Regions from separate parts of the Mus musculus genome. Here region 1 is linked to region 2. The links are chromatin loops, found by intact Hi-C in ENCODE. Cell type or tissue: gastrocnemius. All regions are shown on one strand. Links, peaks and the distances in the headings refer to the core of each region. The heading gives the core; the rest is flanking DNA.

Evidence for each region. Hi-C counts contacts between places; a loop is a spot of excess contacts. Peaks named below come from ENCODE experiments on the same cell type or tissue, not always from the same donor. Only the 100,000 strongest peaks of a DNase experiment are listed, where the experiment ranks them.
Region 1: it touches region 2 in a loop (5-fold over the local background); 35 of 42 quality-filtered maps call a loop at or near these places.

The regions. Positions count from the first base shown.
Region 1 is chr1:75,339,189-75,348,413 of GRCm38, forward strand. No RefSeq gene overlaps it. Among named protein-coding and RNA genes, the nearest start is that of Des, 16 kb to the right of the region's middle. In gastrocnemius, for the core only: a CTCF peak has its summit at 6,035 (motif pointing right); a DNase peak (open chromatin) is centred at 3,858; H3K4me3 peaks cover 2,718 bases; H3K27ac peaks cover 4,760 bases.
Region 2 is chr1:75,463,722-75,472,946 of GRCm38, forward strand. It overlaps Asic4 (acid-sensing (proton-gated) ion channel family member 4), which reads left to right. Exons shown (of 10, transcript NM_183022.3): 2 at 5,390-5,534; 3 at 5,636-5,763; 4 at 5,950-6,112; 5 at 6,558-6,614; 6 at 8,563-8,716; 7 at 9,101-9,192. Among named protein-coding and RNA genes, the nearest start is that of Gm32506, 8.8 kb to the left of the region's middle. In gastrocnemius, for the core only: a CTCF peak has its summit at 4,086 (motif pointing left); a DNase peak (open chromatin) is centred at 4,055; H3K4me3 peaks cover 231 bases; H3K27ac peaks cover 927 bases.

The DNA.
Region 1 (9,225 bases), core at 623-8,622, 120 kb before region 2:
ACAGGCAGAGACCTTGTCCCCTTGAAGAAGCCCTGGTTCCTTTCATCAGCCAGGGTGCTCGTCATTCTATCTTCACGCAGTGGTGTGCCCCTGGTCATCTGCTCCCATGAAAAGGCAGGCTCTGCAAGGACACACCAGCCTTGTTCCATGTAGAACCCAGAACCCAGTAGTTACTTCTCCACACACATTTCTGGCTCATGAATACTTGAATGAAAGACTTCCCTGCCACCCACGATCCATTCGATTCCTCACCCTACAGCACGCTCAGAGCATCTGCTGTGGGCCAGGCTCTTGTCAGCCTGAATAACTCCTTTTCAACCCTGAGCAGCTACGAGGCCGGTGGTGGGAAACCGGAGACACATCCTTTGTGTAATGTACCCTGACAAGGCCTAGATCTCAGGTCTGATGGAGACAGGGCTGCACGGGAGAGCAAGCGGCAGCAATGACAGGTTTTTAAGTTAGAGAAATGGTGTCTTGTCTAGCAGGATTTCCCCCTCCTGATTCAGGGAGCCCCATCTGCCCCGAGGCCTCTCTGCCTTTGCTGACAACCGCCGCTGCTTGTTTCTGCTACGACTGCGGCAGGGAGCCTCTATAGAAGCAATCTATAAAACACCATTTACAGCCATAACCAAACCACAAAAATCAATCCCCCAACGCTCACTCCCATCAACAAACACGCTTGGGGCGCCGTCTGAGCGTGGAGCACAGTTTTGAGGTGTCATGGGAGATAAGCAGGAGAATAAAATAGGACTCTGTCCAGAGGCAGCTCCTAATCTCCCTAAGGAGACAAGATACCCAGAGATGAAATGATGAACCACATGAGGGTTTTTGTTTTTTTAAATGCACATGCCAAGTAGCAAAGGAAGGTTCTAGAGCCTTGCTGTCCAATGCAGCAGGCCCATGTGGCTCCTGGACTCCTGAAAGGTATCTGTACACTCAAGCAAGCACTTTGCCTGCCGAGAGGCGCTGCTGTAGAAGGTAATGTCCATGCCAGCTTAGAAACAAATGTCTATGTTCATAATGTTGATCACATGCCAAAGTCCTATTTCAGACAGAATAAGTATATTCAGTTATTAAAATCAATTCCATCTGTTTCTTATGTCATTCTTTAAAATAAAATGTGGTTTCTAAGACATTTAAAATTATCTGTGTGGCCCCTGTTACGTTTCTTTCTTCTTCTTTTTTTTTTTTCTAAGATTTATTTATTGTATGTATATGAGTACACTGTAGCTGTCTTCAGACACACCAGGAGAGGGCATCAGATCCTATTACAGATGGTTGGGAGCCATCATGTGGGTGCTGGGAATTGAACTCAGGTGCTCTTAACCACTGAGCCACCCCACCCCACCCCCCAACCCTGTTATGTTTCTATTGGACAGCACCAGTCTGGCTGGGCTGAGGGGACCTAGAAGGAACCAAGGTTTGTGCTATTGAAGCTTCAAAGGGTTCTGAGGAAATGGGCCCAGCAAAAGGCAGGAGGGAGGACATTTGGGAAACTCTCAGGAAGGGAGGACAGTCTCGGGAGGCTGTACACAGCAGTGACATGGGCTTACCAACTCTACCTTCCTCCAGCCACCTTCCAGAGGGACAGACCCTGAAACACCTGCAGCCCTCCTCCCTCCTGTGATTCCAGATGGGGGTCTGACCAGAAATAGGGAGCTGTGTTTCAGTGCTAAGTACCGGTGAGTGAAGTCCCCAGCTGAGCCATCCTTGGCTAGCATGGGTTTTAAAAAGGCGGTGCTCCAAGCTGGGCATGACAGCTCACCTCTGTAATCCCAGGGAGGCTTCATGAGGCCAGTTAGAGCTACACAGTGAGATCCTTCTTCAAAAAATCAACAAACCTTGCTCCCAGCCAGGCAGTGGTGATGCATATCTTTAAGCCCAGTGCTCCAGAGGTGAAGGCAGGCAGATCTCTGAGTTCTGGGACAGCCAGAGCTACACAGAGAAACCTTGTCTCTAAAAACCAACCAAACAAACAAATAAACAAACAAGTAAAACAAAAACCTACTTGGCTCCAAGCTCTGGGCCTGGGTAAGGGCCGTGACAGAAAAGGAGAGCCGTACTCTGGTGCCTTTCGAAGTGGGAATCTGTTTAAGGTGAGGAGGGATTCCCAGGGAACAGGGTGAGGGTTCATCTAGGCTCCTCCCCACAGTTACCTGGCAACAGCCAGGTGTGCCTGACTCACTATAAAAGGGGCTGCTTGCCCCTCCTCTCTTGCTCATCTCTCTTCTCTCTTTGTCCCTTCTCTTCCCATTCCCCTCCCCTCTCTCTCCACCCCGTGGGCCTCTACTCCTCCACCCACCCAACCCCCTCTGCCTTTCTCTGTCTCTACTCCCTCAACCCCCTTACTCATGCCCTAAATAAACTCTATTCTATACTATACTGTCCTGTGGCTGGTACCTCAGGGGGAAGGGATGCCTCAGCATGAGCCCACAGAGGTACCCCTTCTCCCACACCATACCATGTCTCCACCAAACAACATATCCCTAGCTTTGTTTTCTTTCCTTTTCTTTTTCTTTTTTTTTTTATAAAACACAACAGTGACCCTGGAGGAGAGAGCCAGGCTCTACCTTAGCTGGACCTAGGCAGGTTTTGTCCAGGAAATCTGGCATCTGGAATCTAATGTGATGTTGGCTTTTCTGCCTCTGGTACTGCTTCCCACCTCCCCTCCAAGCTACACACAGATGCTGTAAACACTTGAATGGGAGGATTAGCTCCCCATGTGGTGTCTGGGACATTATGAACAACTCTTAGTCGCTGTGTCTGTATCTGTGTTAAATTGATCTTTTTTAACCCCCAGCACTTAGAGCACGAGGCTGGGTACATATCCAGTGTTCAATACATATTGATGAATGGATAAATGGAGGAAGGAAAGACGGCCTGGGTGAGCGGAGGATAGATCCGTCAAGCCATAGATTCAGACTCTTGGATTCAGGCTAACCTCGTCCTGGACTAGATTTTTGGGACGACGGCAGCAGGAGGGTGTTTCCACAGACCAAGTCCCACAGTGTCTGGGTCACAGAGGAATGGTGCTCTGCTCATAGCCTTCTACCCGCTGAAGAACCAACCGGCCTCCATTTTAGGCTTAAAAGCCATCTTACAGTAAAGACAAAGTAGGTTCATTCCTGTTCATGGTAACACCTCCAGACTCTCAAGAGCTAGGCTGTGCCCCACCTGCAACCTTAACTACAAAAGGTTCTGCACTGCCTGTTCCAGGAACGGCAGTCATGTCTTCCTTTCAAAAGTTAATAACCATCTTACAACCCTGTCTTTGTTTCAAACGGGTTGTTCTGGCTCCCTTCTTAGGACTATCTGCTGTTCCGACCTCCTTGCAATCGTGTCTTTGTTACAAGAGGTTGTTATGACTAACTAGGTGTGCTTGTGTGCTGCCTATTTTGTCTCAGATCCCCCATTTGAAAACTCCCTACCCCTGAGCTATAAAAACCTTGCCTCCCTCACATCCAAACTGACCTCAAATCCTGCCTCAGTGGGAGGAAACCCATGTACCCATTTAAAAGTTTGCTTTGATTAATTGCCCGCTTTAATTAATTTGGCCCTGGTGATTTGGCTCAGTGGTCTTTCTCCTCCCGTCTTTGGCATTAACACAATCTATTTCAGTGGGACTCTGGACTCTGAGACAATGTGTCTAGATTAGCCTCCATTGCTAAACCTTGCTTCTCTAGACATCTCTGATATTCTTCAGTTCTCTTTTTAGAAATCCCTAAGGTCGCCTTAAAAGGAAGGGTAACGTGAAGAATTCCAGGAGGATTGGATGAGCCTGGCGTGGGTGTGGGTAGTTTAATGAATTTCTGAACCAGTTAGGGGAGTCCCAAAGCCTACAGGAAGCCTGCCGTTCCCCATGATGACCACTGGAGGGCATCTGGACCATGGAATACCAGAGCTCCACCTCCCACATCTTGGGAAAACTGATTCAATTCAACAAACGTTTCAAAATCGTTACAATAATAATAGCTCCCGTGTGTTGAATATCCAATTCAGTGCTGAATAAATATATACATACACTTTGTTTAATATTCACTACAATTGTGAATTGCTTAAGGAAAAACCGGGGCATGAGGAAATGCATGCTTTTTTTTTTTTTTTTTTTTTTTTTTTAACCTAGGGCCAGTTAGCTAAAAAACAAAACAACAACAAATTAACCTTTGGTAGAAATGACTTGAACCCCAGTCTTCAAGCACCAACAGTAAACAAAATAAGCAAGTAAGTAAGTAAATAAATAAATACAAGGAAGCTGGGACAGGGGGTCTCTGGATAGAGAAGAAGGATAGAGGAAGGGATGCCACACAGACATTGCATTCCAGAACATTCTGCGATCAGAAGATGGATGGCTGACAGTTTTGTACGTTTTGTACGGTAACGTTGTTGTTTCCTCCAGAAATGATGTTATTAAATAAGTGAAGTGTCTCACAATCCATGGTATCTTAACACAGAAGAAAGTCTCGGAGCTTCAAGGCAGGAAATGGTGTTCTCACTGGACACTTTTTTAAAATGTCTCAGAAGAATCCAGACTATGATGAACATGTTGCTGTTGCTGCTGCTGTTTGGGGGTTCAGGGGATGTCGGCCCTGACCTTGTGGATGCTAGTCCAGTTCTCTCACACCAAGTTCTATCTCCAGCCCTTCCATTAGTGTCTAAATAACACTTGTCATGTATCCAGAATTGTCCGGGGCATGAAGTCTCTTAGCTTCTCCTCATGGCTCTAAGCTAAGGGTCTAAATTATGATCTCCACCCATTTCCTGGAGATCCCAGAGAGGGTGGCGACACACTCAAGGTCACACAGGAGGAAGAGGAGCTCAGGTGAGTGCCTGGGTGTACTGGTTCCAGTCTGCACTCCAAGAAGGGAAGAGCCGAATGGTCAGGCTTGCAGTGCAAAGGGAGAGGAGAGGCCCACGGTAGAAAAGAACTCTGAGTAAAGATGCCCCAGGCAGAGAGAGAGCCCATTCCAACAGGCTCCCCTTGGCCCTGCCTGTGGAGGCCAATGGTAGCTAGCTGAACCCTACATAGCCAGAGTTCTCAGGGCTTCTCTGGAGTGGGAAGAAGAGAGGTTTAACTGGAGGTACAGGATTGGAAGTGGGGTTCCTTCAGTCTAGCTAAGAGTTGAGTCCTCCCTGGCCAGGACCCTCTCCAGTGACAGGCCATTTGGGAAGTGCAGCCTGTGCTCAGGAAATGGCCGGATTGGATTTCAGGGAAGATTAAAGAAGCTAAATCTGGCCGGGGCTGGGGGGAGGTGCCAGGAGAAAGAATTGCAAAGGGCCAGCAACTGGGAGGCCCAGAGGAGCGGGCCAGAGACCTCAGGGTGGGGGTGGGGATCCCAAGTCAGGCCGGAAACCCTTTTGACCCGAGTAAGGCTGGAATGCTGGGTCACCCAGTAGAGACGATCTACTTAGTTGGAGTTGGAGTAGGATGGGCTAGATACCCAGTTGAAAAGAGATGCTGAGCCAAGCTGAGAAGGGACAGAAATTAGGATGCTGACCCCGTACAAAGTTTTTGTGCCGGGAGCCCCAAGACCCAGACACTGTATTGTTCTGTTGATGGTATGGAGCTGTGAAGAAAAGACTTGGGGAGCAACTCGAGTCCCCTCCCCCACTGGGCCCTCCTCTCCTTGCAGCCCCTCCCCTATCTTGAGTGGCAGCAGCGGCTGTGGCCGCTCCCAGTCCCAAGAGTAGGAGCTCAGAGCTTCTATTCCGGTACCCAGCATGGGAGGGTGGAGGAGGGCTAACTTATCCGAGGCAAGATGAGTAGGGGGGTCTGAAGGACTCTGGGACTTGTGTGGGTACAGCTTCTGGCAGCAGAAACACTTGTGCCGCTGCTGGGATGTTCGTGGGAAAAGAGCCTCTTGGGGGTCATCTCTTGCCCCGGGGGAGTTGGGGTGCTGAGGTGATGGGAATCCCCAGCAGCTGGCAATCGGCCTCAGAGTCTCTTTCCAACTTCGAGGCTTTAAGATCTAGCCTGGCTCCAGCCCTTAGTCTTCAGGCAGCCTACCTAGAAGGGATGTGTGGATGAGGCCGGTTGGGGGCAGTCTGTGGCCAGGGTGCAACCAAGGGGAGTGTGAGGCTTTAGCGTGTGGGTGTGGGTGTCCATCTCTTTTGCCCTACAGCTAGGAAACCTCTACCCCCACATCCTCCACCTCCACACACATCCTGAGGCCTCAGCTTCCAACTGGAGGGCGGTGGGGTTGGAGAGAGAAGCCTGTCCCGAACAACCTCACTCCGAATGTGGGACTTTCTCCCATGGAAATCCCCTTATAGGGCTGAGTTAAAGAGAAAGACCTAGGCTGGTGCTGCCAACTCTGTCTGTTGTATGGCCCACACAGAGAAAAGAGCAGACCTTCTAGGGCCACTAGGAAGGGCCAAATCCAGGTGGGTTTGGTTTTGATGTGGTCGCACGGTGGTGGGTTTTGTTTTATTTTGCTGTGCAACCCTGGGGAACTTACCACTCCCCTCTTCAAGCTCCGCCCATCTGCTCTGTAAAAGGAAGATGGAAGCCGATGCTTCGCAAGGTCGTCAGGAGGCAGCGATCCACAGTACCATGCCTAGTACAGAGCTACAGTTCCTGAGTGGCAGCGAGGGTCTTACCAGAGGCAGTATAGGCTGTGGGAGGAAGAGCGGGAGACCTGGAGTCAGGAGGCTGTGGCTATGGATCTTGGCCTTGTGCCTGCTAGACGCAAGATTTAGAGCCAGACCCTGTAGTGGAGAGGCGGGACAACGTGGTAATGGCTGGCCCTTACTGAGAGCTTACGGCTATGGGTCATTTAGTTTGTGGTCTCCTTTTCTCTTATTCTTTCACAGATGGGGAAACAGGCCCAGAAGTACTGGGGGTTGAACCTGGGACCCTAAGTGTGTTAGTGCTCTACCACGGAGCTAAAGCCCCAGTGTTAACATTCCTTTTAGGCTCCGCCCCACAGTTACCTGGCAATAGCCAGGTATGCCTGACTCAGTATAAAAGGGGCTGCTTGCCTCTTCCTCACTCTCTTCCCCTCTTCCTCCCTCTCTGTCCCTTTTCTTTCCATTCCCCTCCCCCTCTCTCTGTGTTCATGGCCGGCCTCTCCTATTCCCCACCATTTCCTTTCTCTGTCTCTACTTCCTCCTCAACTCTCCTCCCCATAACCTACGTAAATTCTATTCCATACTATATCCAGCGTGTGGCTGGTACCTCAGGGGGAAAAGATGTTTCAGCATGGACCAGCAGAGGCACCCTCTTACCCCACACCATACTGCACCTCTATCAAACATATCCCTGGTTCCTTTTCTTGTTTATAAAACACAGCACCCAGCCCTTCACTGTCATAGCTCAGGCTGGTCTCCAGTTCACAGTGTATAGCCCAGGCTGACCTGGAATCTAATCCTCTTACCTACACTGCATGTATTACATGTAGCTTTCATTGGCTCCTACGTTCTTTTCTTCCTTCCTTCCTTCCTTTTGTCTTGTTTTTTTTGAGACAGGGTTTCTCTGAGTAGCCCTAGTTATCCTGGAACTCAGTCTACAGACCAGGCTGGCCTCAAAATCAGAGATCTGCCTGCCTCTGCTTCCCAGATGCTGGGATTAAAGTTGTATGCCATCACTGCTCAGCTTACTTTCTTTTTTAAATTACATTTTTAAAATTTATTTTGTGTGCATGCGTATGGATGCGCATGGGCCCTGGCTAATGTGTGGGCTTTGTCAGAAGACAATGTGTAGGAATTTCCTCTTTCAGTCGTGTGGATCCCAAGGACTGAGCTCAGGTTATCAGGTCTGGCAACAGTCACCTCTACTTGCAGAGCCATTTGGCTAGTTCAGCTGAGGCTCGTGGAGAACAGACTTCCTCAAGAGGGATCGACCCAGGGTCTGAATCCAGGCAGGGCCTATCTGCTCTTCCCCAATTCTTTCTTTTGCTCAGGCTCTATAGAGTCCAGTAGAACTTGAGCCATTGTGTAACTATTTCTCAGTGGGTCTAAGAGGATGGGGGAGTAAAGAGTTAGAACAAGCACGGATTGATGTGCAGGCTGAGAGGCTACATGGCAAGACCCTGTCTGGTGTTCTCTGGAGTTTCAGTTTCGGTGTGTACCTGAATGGTTCAGAGAATAAGTACCCCTCCCCCTAGCAAGCATGGTTTAGGCTGTGTTGTGTGATGTGATCTAAAGTGTCAGAGAAGGCCCCAGAGTCTGAGGGGACCCTTAAGATGACCATGACTCTGGGCTGTGCGAAGAAGAGCAGTGTGATCCTATACAGCTATAAATAGCAGCTTGTGCATAGTGGCCCTGTGAGGTCATTGCCAGCCGCTCGGGCCCTGTTTAAAGCACCCAGAGCCTCAGAGGAAATTTGGAAAGGGCCCAGAACAGCAGGAATATGACCAAACTAGAGGAGTTGGAACCAAAAGGGCCGATGAGGAAAGATGAAAGGAATGGAGATGAATCAGGGAGAGGCAAGTGCTGAGTGATGACCCAGGATCACCGCCACTGGTCTGTCTCTACATGAAGGGAGAGGCAAGCAGAGCTCACCTTCTAGCAGAGTACTAAGAACTGGCTCTGAGGGTGGCTGATGGGCCTGCCCTGTCCAAGCCTGTTGAGCCCTCCTCTCTGCAGCCCACAAAGCCTGATGCCATGCCTGGTGTGGTGATGCACGCTTTTGATCCCTCACGACACAGAAGCAAGCAAATCTTTGTGAATTTGAAGCCAGTCTGATTTGTGGAGGGAGTTCCAGGCCAGTCAGGGTTACACAGTGAGATCCTATCTGAGATCAATACAGTAAGAAAAAGCCAAACTACGATCAAACAAACAACAAAAGCTCTTCCAAGGTTGGTCAAAGAGTGGGACCTCTTTTTCTCCTTGGGGTGGCAGCCTTGACAGCTCTGCCTCATCTGTCCCTTGGGCAAGCTCAGGACTGCACAGGACTCACGATACCCAGAGAAGTACAGAGGTTTCCCCTGTAGTCTGCTGGAACTGGGGACTAGGAGACGTGTGGTAGGGAAACTGGAACTCAGAGAACCCAGAAGGAGGTAGGTCTGCATTAGCTGTGGGGAGGGCCAGTGGCTTCAAGGCTGAGCCAAGAAACCTGGGAGAAAGAAGGAAGGAAGGATCCAGGGTATCCATCCCCAGGAGGAATGGTAGTACCATAGAGGCTTGGCAGAGTAGCCATGTCAACATGTGATGGGATAATGTCTCTTCTATGGGATACACCTGTCATCTGGTTTCTCTTAATGTGGAGACTCCAGACCACACTGCTCA
Region 2 (9,225 bases), core at 512-8,511:
TCCAACGCCTTCTATTGGTATACAGTGGATTTCAGGGTACTGCGGGGTGAAGGGGAGTCCATTCCGGGGCACCTAAGAAGGAGGTATAGGGGTGGACCTCACAGAGTAGGGCAGAGGGATAAAGGAGAGGGGCTCCCATCCACAGAGAAGTAGCTAGGCGGGAGGTACTGGGGTCTTGGCAGAAGCTGGGTGCCCAGAAGGCAGTGGAGATAAAGCCCAAGCTGCAGATTAGCTGTGGGATTAGCTGCCTGGTCCTTGCTGCTTCTGGCTGCTTCTTATCTCCCAGAGGCCCAGGGCCTTCTCCCACATAGCTGAGCCCTGGCCCTACTAATTGGCTATTAACCCTGTGGGCTCTGTGTCTATAGGGAGGAAGAAGAGCTAGGGAGGGCTGGGGGTGAGGTGGGGGTAGGGGAGCCAGCAGCCAGGCAGGGAGAGCTATCTTGGGAAATGGGAACTGTGGATGGATGGAGCTCAGAGGGCTGAGAGAGAAGCCATCGCTCAGGAAAGCAAGCTCTGGACAGATCTCTCCCAGCTCCTGATCATTGTCTCGGGCAGATGGGGAGGGAGAGGGAACAGGGAGGACATCGGGGCAACCTTGGGCCTATAGTAAAATCTAGGAGAAAGACAAGATGTAGAAACTGAATACTTACATGGAAGATGGACAGAGAGGAAAGCAAATAGGATGGAGGTACGGGGGACAAGGGACAAAGAAAGCAGACAGCATCTAGGCTTTGGGAGAGAAAGGGATGCAGATTGATAAACAGGCTAGCCAAGGGCTAGGAGCAGAGAAACTGAGTCTGGAGGCATAACTGGTTGGGCATCCAGAAAATGTAGACCCAGGGATCTACAGAAGCAGTCAGGAGACAGACCTAGAACAGGAAACAAGCAGTGATTCAGGCCAGCGCTGCAGGGAGAGATAGAGTTGGAGAAGAACCAGTCAAGGGCTGGCTAAAGGAAGCTGGCAGAGGGTCCTAGGGTGGCCGTTCACCTTCAGCTCAAGGAAGTTCTAAAGTCACATGCTCCAGCGAGGGCAGGTAGCACGGGATCAGAAGCTGAGATAGAGAGAAGGTGTTAGGGCTATGATAGGATCAAGGCCCCATGGGCAGAGCTTAGAAGCTGAGGTTATCTGGAGATGACCCTGCCACCATCAGAACACGTCTTGGTTCTCTATGATTGGGCCTCTAGGCTCCCAACTCTTGTATACACATCCTTCCAGGGGAGGGAGGAGTGGACAGCCAGTGGGACCTTGTGGCTGAACAGTCGTGCCGTCTCCATGGAAGAAGCTCTGGGCTGTGCTGCCACCAGAATTGTACCACTTAGGAGCCGGTGGCTGGCTCCACCATCACTGCCTGGGCCAAAGACTGTCTCCAGGGCAACGACCTGCTCTTCTCAGCAGTGGGGCCTGACCCAAGCTGTGCAGGTGGCCCAGTCCTGCCAGTCTGGCCTGTCCAGTCTCCATAGAGTGTCCTTTGGACCTGGGCTACTTTCACTCACTGTCTATGTCACGCATTGTCCCTTCTCCAGTATACTTCACCTGCACATTTGCCAGGTAATCAACTCCCAAGTCAGGGCTAAGTTCCACCCTGTAGGGGGCTCGCACTGCCCAATAGCATGTGTCTGTGTGCACACACTGAAACATAACATACATCTACAGTGCAGTTCCACCAAGGGCTAGGAGCCTCCAACCATCTTTCATCCACTGAGCCCGCAGCAGGTATCTCGTAAGTCCTGATTATGCTGTATACAGCGTTCCACCCTGTCCAAATCTCTGCAGCTCTTCGCTCGCTGTGCACGCTTAGCCACTTTCCCTTTCTGAGCATCAATCACTTCATCCGTCCCAGGGGGCAACAGTGATCACCTCATGGGGCTTGTGTGAAAGGGTTCAAGGAGAAGATCTATCAAAGGCACTTCTCAAAGGGCCCGAGACACGTACTCATGTGTGAAATTCTAAAAGGAAAGAAGAAAGAAAGAAGGAGAGAGAGAGAGAGAGAGAGAAAAAGACAGAAAGAAAGAAAGAAAGAAAGAAAGAAAGAAAGAAAGAAAGAAAGAAAGAAAGAAAGAAAGAAGGAAAGAAAGAAAGGAAGGAAGAAAGAAAGATTTGACCTGGGACAAAAAAGAGGATGTCTGATGATGCCTTTCTCCTGTTCTCTGCCCCTTGTTCTGCTAAGCAGGAAGTAGGACTCGAGGCTTCAGGGAGTTGAAAACTTGTGAGTGAGGCTAAGCTTTGGAGGCCGTGGCAGACACAGTCATGTGAGCAACACAAACCCGGGGTTCCCTCACGTCGCTTGGGCCTCATTTAGCCTCTCAACTCAAGCATGCACTCCAAACAGGCTGAGTTGGCAGGAATGGATTCCAGCATCTTCTCGGCCTGAAACAGGAGGATGTTGGGCACTCACTTGTATGTTTCCTGTATCTGCCTTTCCCACACCGCTAGAGATCCAGGAGGTTTGCATCCCGTGTACTTCAGGTTCCTCTCTCTCCAGGCATGTCTTGAGAGCCCGTGACTAGGCCCAAGCTGTCTTGCTTGACTCTGGTTTGGCCTCTAGTTATTCTCAGTTTCAGCACCAGACATGGAACCTAGGACTTCCCCAACATAGGCAATCCCTCCACCTCTGAGCTAGACCCATGACCCTCTACTTTCTGAGACAGGTTCACTAAGTGGCTAGAGCTAACCTTGAACTCAGTTTGCAGCCCAGACAGGCCATGAATTCTAGTCCTCTTGCATTGGTCCAGAGCTTCTGGGATTACAGGCTTGTGCCACCATGCCTTCCTTGTTCATCTAGAACTTTCTACTTACTGTGCAGTCCACAGATCAGCAGATTTGTAAAAAAAGCAGAATTTCATTCTCAGGAGTCCGTCTACTTCCATGTATTAAACCAGAACCAGCACGTTACAAAGGGGATCTGGGTACAAATTGGCATTTGAGGAGCACCGATCTTGGAGACCTCTGCAAACTGGTCCAGTTCTCTGAGCTTCTGTCTCCTCGTCTATGGAATGAGGATAGTAATACTGCCCTTGGGGGCAGTTGTGATGATTCCATTAGACTGAGCACCCGGCCTAACATGCTCTAAGATGTCTGTGATGCCCACTCCTGCTCTCAGGGACATGCAGTGATGGAGGGTACAGGCGGAGATGGGGTTGGGATGAGACTAGAACCCAGAAGCTGTGAAGGACTGGTGAGGAAGGGAAAGACAAATGACCTTGGGAGGATGGGGCTGAAGAATGGAGCTGAAGGGAAAGAGGAACCAAGGAAAGAAGTTCCAGTGTGAGGCACAGTCCGTCTTTTTCCATCCTGAGGCAGAAGCTGGGTAGGTTTGGGTTGGAAGGATGCTAACAATGAATGATGGGAGTATCGGGGAGCTTAGCCTTCCACTCTGAAGCTGTGCGGCTTCATTAGAGTCACCTCACCTCTCTGAGCTCAGTTTCCTTCTCTGGAACCAAGGTCGTCAAACACACCTGAAGTCAGAGGCACCGGGTGGATGACACAGCGTAGCAGTGGATGTTTTCATGTTTTGTAAATGTCAAGGTGCCTGCTATGCGTATTTTGTTGTTGTTTCAGAAATCAGTTTGGGTAAAGGCTGTACTGGGGAGGAGGTGTGTGTGTGTAGAAGAAAGGTTGGTGAAGCTGCAAGTAACCAACTCACCAGAGGAGGGAGGACAGAACCTTACCCTCAAAGTGTCCCTGGTGTTCCCCTTAGGTTGCTTCAGAACTCCATGTCCCAGTCCCACCCTCTGCTCAGCCTCTGGCTCTCACTTTCCCGCTGCAGCCAAGTCTAAGGAGATCTTTTCCCTCCAAGTCACTTCAGGTTCCTTTCCCAGCTTTTACAGTGTGAACACGTTGCCAAGAAAAGGGGTGGGGATAATGTTGGAGCTCACGGACCCCTCGCTGGCTCTGCCTGTGATGGGTTTGACCCAGGGCCACATCCCTGTGGGGTGAGTTGGGAGGGGTGGAGGAGCAACGACTAGAATCCGCCTCTTTCTTTCTCAGTAGCTCTCCCACTCCAGCTGTTCAGTGACTCCAGGCAGTCACGAAAATCCCCAGTCCGGGCCCGTGCCTTCATCTTTGGGACACCAGCGCCATCTGGTGTCCTTTGGAGAGAATGCTGGTCGTGGAGACATGAGCCGGGCTTTAGATAGTAAAGGTTTATAAGGTGTCCCCACGATGGGACAAATGCATGGAACAACATTCAGGCCCCCTGCTTCTGTACAGCTTGCTCTCCAGTGGGGGACGTGGGCAATGGGCAGTAAAATGGGTAGATGAGCGGAGGAGCAAGGTCTGAGGCTTACAGGGGAAGCAGGACAGCTGGCTCTGCCGCTCCCAGAGACGGAGCAACAACTAAGGCCAGAGGTGAACACAAGGATTGGATGTTTGAGTCACAGAGTCAGGAGTGGAAAGGGAGGGAGGAAGAGGGCCAGGGCCACACTGAAGGGCGACTTTAACGCTAAGGAAAGTGTCTGACTTTATTCTCTAGGAAACGAGAAGCTGTCACTGTTTAGTTTCACTTAAAAATAACTTTTGTTGGGGCTGGAAGGATGGCTCTGTTGATGAAGGACTTGCTGTGTAAGAAATAGGACTCTGCTTTCCAACATCCATGTAAAAATCTGTGCACTGGGGAGAGAGAGAGAGAGAGAGAGAGAGAGAGAGAGAGAGAGAGAGAGAGAGATCCCAGTGCTAGGGAGGCAGAGATGAGAGCATCCTTAGAGCTCACTGGCCAGCCAGCCTAGCCAAACGGATGATCTCCATGTTCAGTGGAAGGTTCTGTCTCCAAAAGTAACGGAGAGAATGATTGAGGGAGATACTGGGCATTAATCTCTGGCCTCCCCCGCATGTAAACACGCACACATGCACAAAGAATAAAATAAGCTTTATTGTGTATACTTGAGTTTTACAACATGATGTGTGCACTACAGAGACTAGAATCTGGCAGGGGACTTGGTTGGTTTGAGTGTTTTGACTGCTGTGTGGAAAACAGAGGAAAGGAATGGATGAAGGGAGCCCGAGGAGGTAGACCATTTTAGAATTGTTTTGGGAGTGGGGGAGATGCAGACTTTAAGGATCCTTACTCAAAAGACCCTAAGTAGCAATAGGAGGACCCTTTACTCAGGAAAGGGAGAGCAGGATTGATAGGATAGCAAGAGTTCTGAGCCTGGTGTGGTGGTGAATCTCTGTACTCCCAGCTCTTGGGTGGTTAAAGCAGGAGGATTGGGAATTCAAGGCCGGCTACACAGGGAGTTCTTGTAGCTACACAGTGTAGCAAATCTTGGGCAGGGGAATTTCTGGGTTACTGCAAGGCCCTGGGGAGGAGCAGATCCAATCTCAACTACACAGTAAAAACCTGCCAAAAAAATATTAAGAGTTCTGTGTCTGCTGTGTTCTTTCTCCCTCCAGGTCTATACTCGCTATGGGAAGTGTTACACCTTTAATGCAGATCCTCAGAGTTCACTGCCCAGTAGGGCAGGCGGCATGGGTAGTGGCCTGGAGATCATGCTAGACATCCAGCAGGAGGAATACCTACCCATATGGAGGGAGACAAGTATGCAGGCGGGAAGGGGATAAGGGCCAGCTCAGGGATGGGGCCTGGGCTCGGCTCTACCCCTGAAGGGGGGTCTGAAGCCTCTCATCTCTGCTGTGCAGACGAGACGTCATTCGAGGCAGGGATCCGGGTGCAGATCCACAGCCAGGAGGAGCCGCCCTACATCCACCAGCTGGGGTTTGGCGTGTCCCCAGGCTTCCAGACTTTTGTGTCCTGCCAGGAACAGCGGGTGAGCATCCCCAGCTAGGCCTAGGCTGGGCACAGGGCAACTCACTGCTTAAAGGGATGCTGGCCACATCTGCCTGGCAGATACTCAGTCTGCCAGCCCCATGGCCCTGGCTGGGGCTATTGACACTGGAGGACTGGCCCTGATGGACACGCTTGGCCTTGACCTTGTCATGCCCCATCTCTGCAGCTAACTTATCTGCCCCAGCCTTGGGGCAACTGCCGGGCGGAAAGCGAGCTCAGGGAGCCTGAGCTTCAGGGCTACTCAGCCTATAGTGTGTCTGCCTGCCGACTGCGCTGTGAGAAGGAGGCCGTGCTTCAGCGCTGCCACTGCCGGATGGTGCACATGCCAGGTGGGCACCTCCAGCCAGTCTTTGGTGCCACTCTTCTGAGCTCCCGAACTTCCAGGAGGCAGAGATGCATGCGTACCACATGTACACGCATCTACACGCATGAGCGTGTGCTCATGTGTATGTCTGGATACTTACACATGGGTTCGTATACTTGGGAGCGCATAGATGTGCATGCTTGCGTGCATGCTAATATATATTCGTGGGTATGTGTTTTGGGGCTGTGTGCATGACCCGAAGACTGTAACATGATTGTGTAAGCAAATGTGCAATTACCTGCATATGTGTATGTATGCATTTTTACTGTTTTTATGCGTGTGTGTGTGTATATACATTGAACTGTTATGCATATGTGTAAACATGCATACATGTAGATGTCTACACAGGTGTGTGGTGAGGGAGAAGGGAAAGGACTGTAGATCTCAGAACTGTTCTTCTCTCCTTTCAGGCAACGAGACCATCTGCCCACCAAATATCTACATTGAATGTGCCGACCACACACTGGGTGTGTGCTGCCTTCCCTTTCCCTGCCTCTCATCATTCCTCACCCCTCTGTGTGCTCATCTCCTGTGTCTTATCACTTCTCCTTCCAGTCTGTCCTGGAGAGGTCTTGCTGAAGTTGAGCTCTGTTCATATCTCAGAGGGAGGTGGGGGTGGGTCCTAATGGCTTCTATAGCTTCAGATACTCGGTAAGTGATGGCAGACCATGGAGATGCTACAGAAAACCAGGACTGGGAGTGGAGCCCATCTCTGTTCTCCCAGTCAACATTCTCTCTTCTCTCCTCCGCAACTCCCTACCCCTGCCTCTTACTCAGAGGAAGTAAAATGACTTCTCCCTGAGCCCTAGGAAAAATACATTGCTGGATGTCAGTATGGGTAAAATGAACTCCATCTTTCCATGGTTCTCCTGAGCTGCAGCTCATCCACCACCCGCCATCCATCCATCCACCCATCCATCCACATGCTTAACTGTTGATTGATTGATTGACTCTCTAGACTTACTCAACTTGTTCTGGGTATTGAGATTAAGGGTCCAAGAGCCCTGACCATGAACACTTACTAAGGACAGATGCTATCACAGCACAATAGTTCTTGAATAGGGGTATCTCATGGGTGTTATAAGGCCCTGGGGAGGGGCATGTAGCCCTAGTCTAGAAGGGTAGGGAAGATTCTACATGAAAAGCTACTTACACATTAGTCAAGGTTTGAAGGGTTCTATATAGAAGAGATAGCATGTCCCATGTCCCAGAGACCTTGTGGCTAGAGAAAGCTTGCTTTGTCTAGGGTACCCAAAGGTCAGTAGAGCTGGAGGCAGAGGTCAAGGGAGGGAGCAGAGTATGGAAGAGGGAGGTTCTTGGAAGCCAACATAGACTTAAGGCAAGGTAAAAAGGCGAGTGAGATAGTGAGCAGAGCAGATAGTTTGAAGCAGGGCACCAGAACTCACTGCAGAAATCTAGATTTGATGGGCCACTGGGGATGCATTTGAAATGCTGAGGTAGCCAACTAGCACACCAGGCTCTCCTCTATACCCCAATAACACCTGCACCTGTGAAGTGTGTGACTGAAGAGCATTAAACAAAGGAACAGATGTATCAGCTAGATAAAAGAGCCACAGGTGTAGTGAGAGTCCACAGAACAGGTGACACTCTCAGGCCTGAAGGTATGAAGGGGCATCATGAAACGAGAGAGAGAGAGAGAGAGAGAGAGAGAGAGAGAGAGAGAGAGAGAGAAGGAGGAAGAGGAGGAAGAGGAGGAGGAGGGGAGGAAGGAAGGAAGGAAGGAAGGAAGGAAGGAAGGAAGGAAGGAAGGAAGGAAGGAAGGAAGGAAGGAGAGAGAAAGGAGGGAAATGGAGAGCAAACATGAGCTCTTACCTGAGGCTGTCTGAGAGCAGTGTGGCACAGAAGAATGCAACCCCTATCTGTAGCCTGATAACTGGAGAAACTGGGAAAGAAGTGCACACGGATCCCTGTCCTCCAACTCCCTCTGACCTGCCTGACCACAGGGACCAGCCCCTGGGGTATAAGACAAGGGGAGAGTGAAATGGGGGACCAAAAGGGCAAGCAGAGACATCCTAGCTTATCAAGTGTGTGGATTCTGCCCACCCACTTATCCATCCATTCACCCATCCTCCCTCCCAGCCATCCCAGCATCCTTTCCCTAATTCATTGCTTGTGTGTCTGAGATCCCATGTTGACTAATTCTTCCTTCTGAGCCATGGGACCTCCTTGTCCCAGGGATCTGAGGACAGAGGGAGAGATGTGTAGGTGTAGATGCAGTTGTCATGGGTCATTTAAAGTTGGTCTGAGGGGGACCTCAATCAGCATGCTCTAGAAGGTGAATGATCTGGCCTTCTAAATGGACATGCCAACTCAGGATAGCCTCTGTGCCTGTCCCCATAGTCACTGTGCCTGTGGGCCATTCTCCCTACTGCAACTGGTGCCTTTGTGTTGCAGACTCCCTTGGTGGGGGCTCCGAGGGCCCATGCTTCTGCCCTACACCCTGCAACCTGACTCGTTACGGCAAAGAGATCTCCATGGTCAAGATCCCCAACAGGGGCTCAGCCAGATACCTGGCAAGGAAGTACAACCGCAATGAGACCTATATAAGGTAAGCCATGCCCGCAGACGAGCTTTGTGGAGAGAGCCCTTCCGCAGGCCTGGGGCACAGAAGAGGCTGGGAAGGAGCTGCCCTCTTTGTGTATATTGGGTCTCCTGCCCGGAGTGCCATTCATTATCTAAGTTTCACCCAGAAAAGCCCTTCCCAGTCCAAGTCTGAGCGGCCACAGCTTCGTGTATCCCTGCCATTGCACAGATCCCACTTATATGACACCATTTACCAAACCATGAACCTAACAGCTGGACCTAGCTCCCTCTGGGAGCCTGAGGTTGCCAGCTTCACAGCACAGTCTTCAATGATGATAGCTTGACTGGGGATGGCTTTGCCAGCATCCAGACCAGCAGCCCCACACAGGTGTCATTTCATGTCTCCCAGGGAGAACTTCTTGGTCCTGGATGTCTTTTTCGAAGCCCTAACTTCTGAAGCCATGGAACAGCAAGCCGCCTATGGCCTGTCAGCCCTGCTGGGTAAGCCCTGACCCTGGCTCCACGCATGTGTGG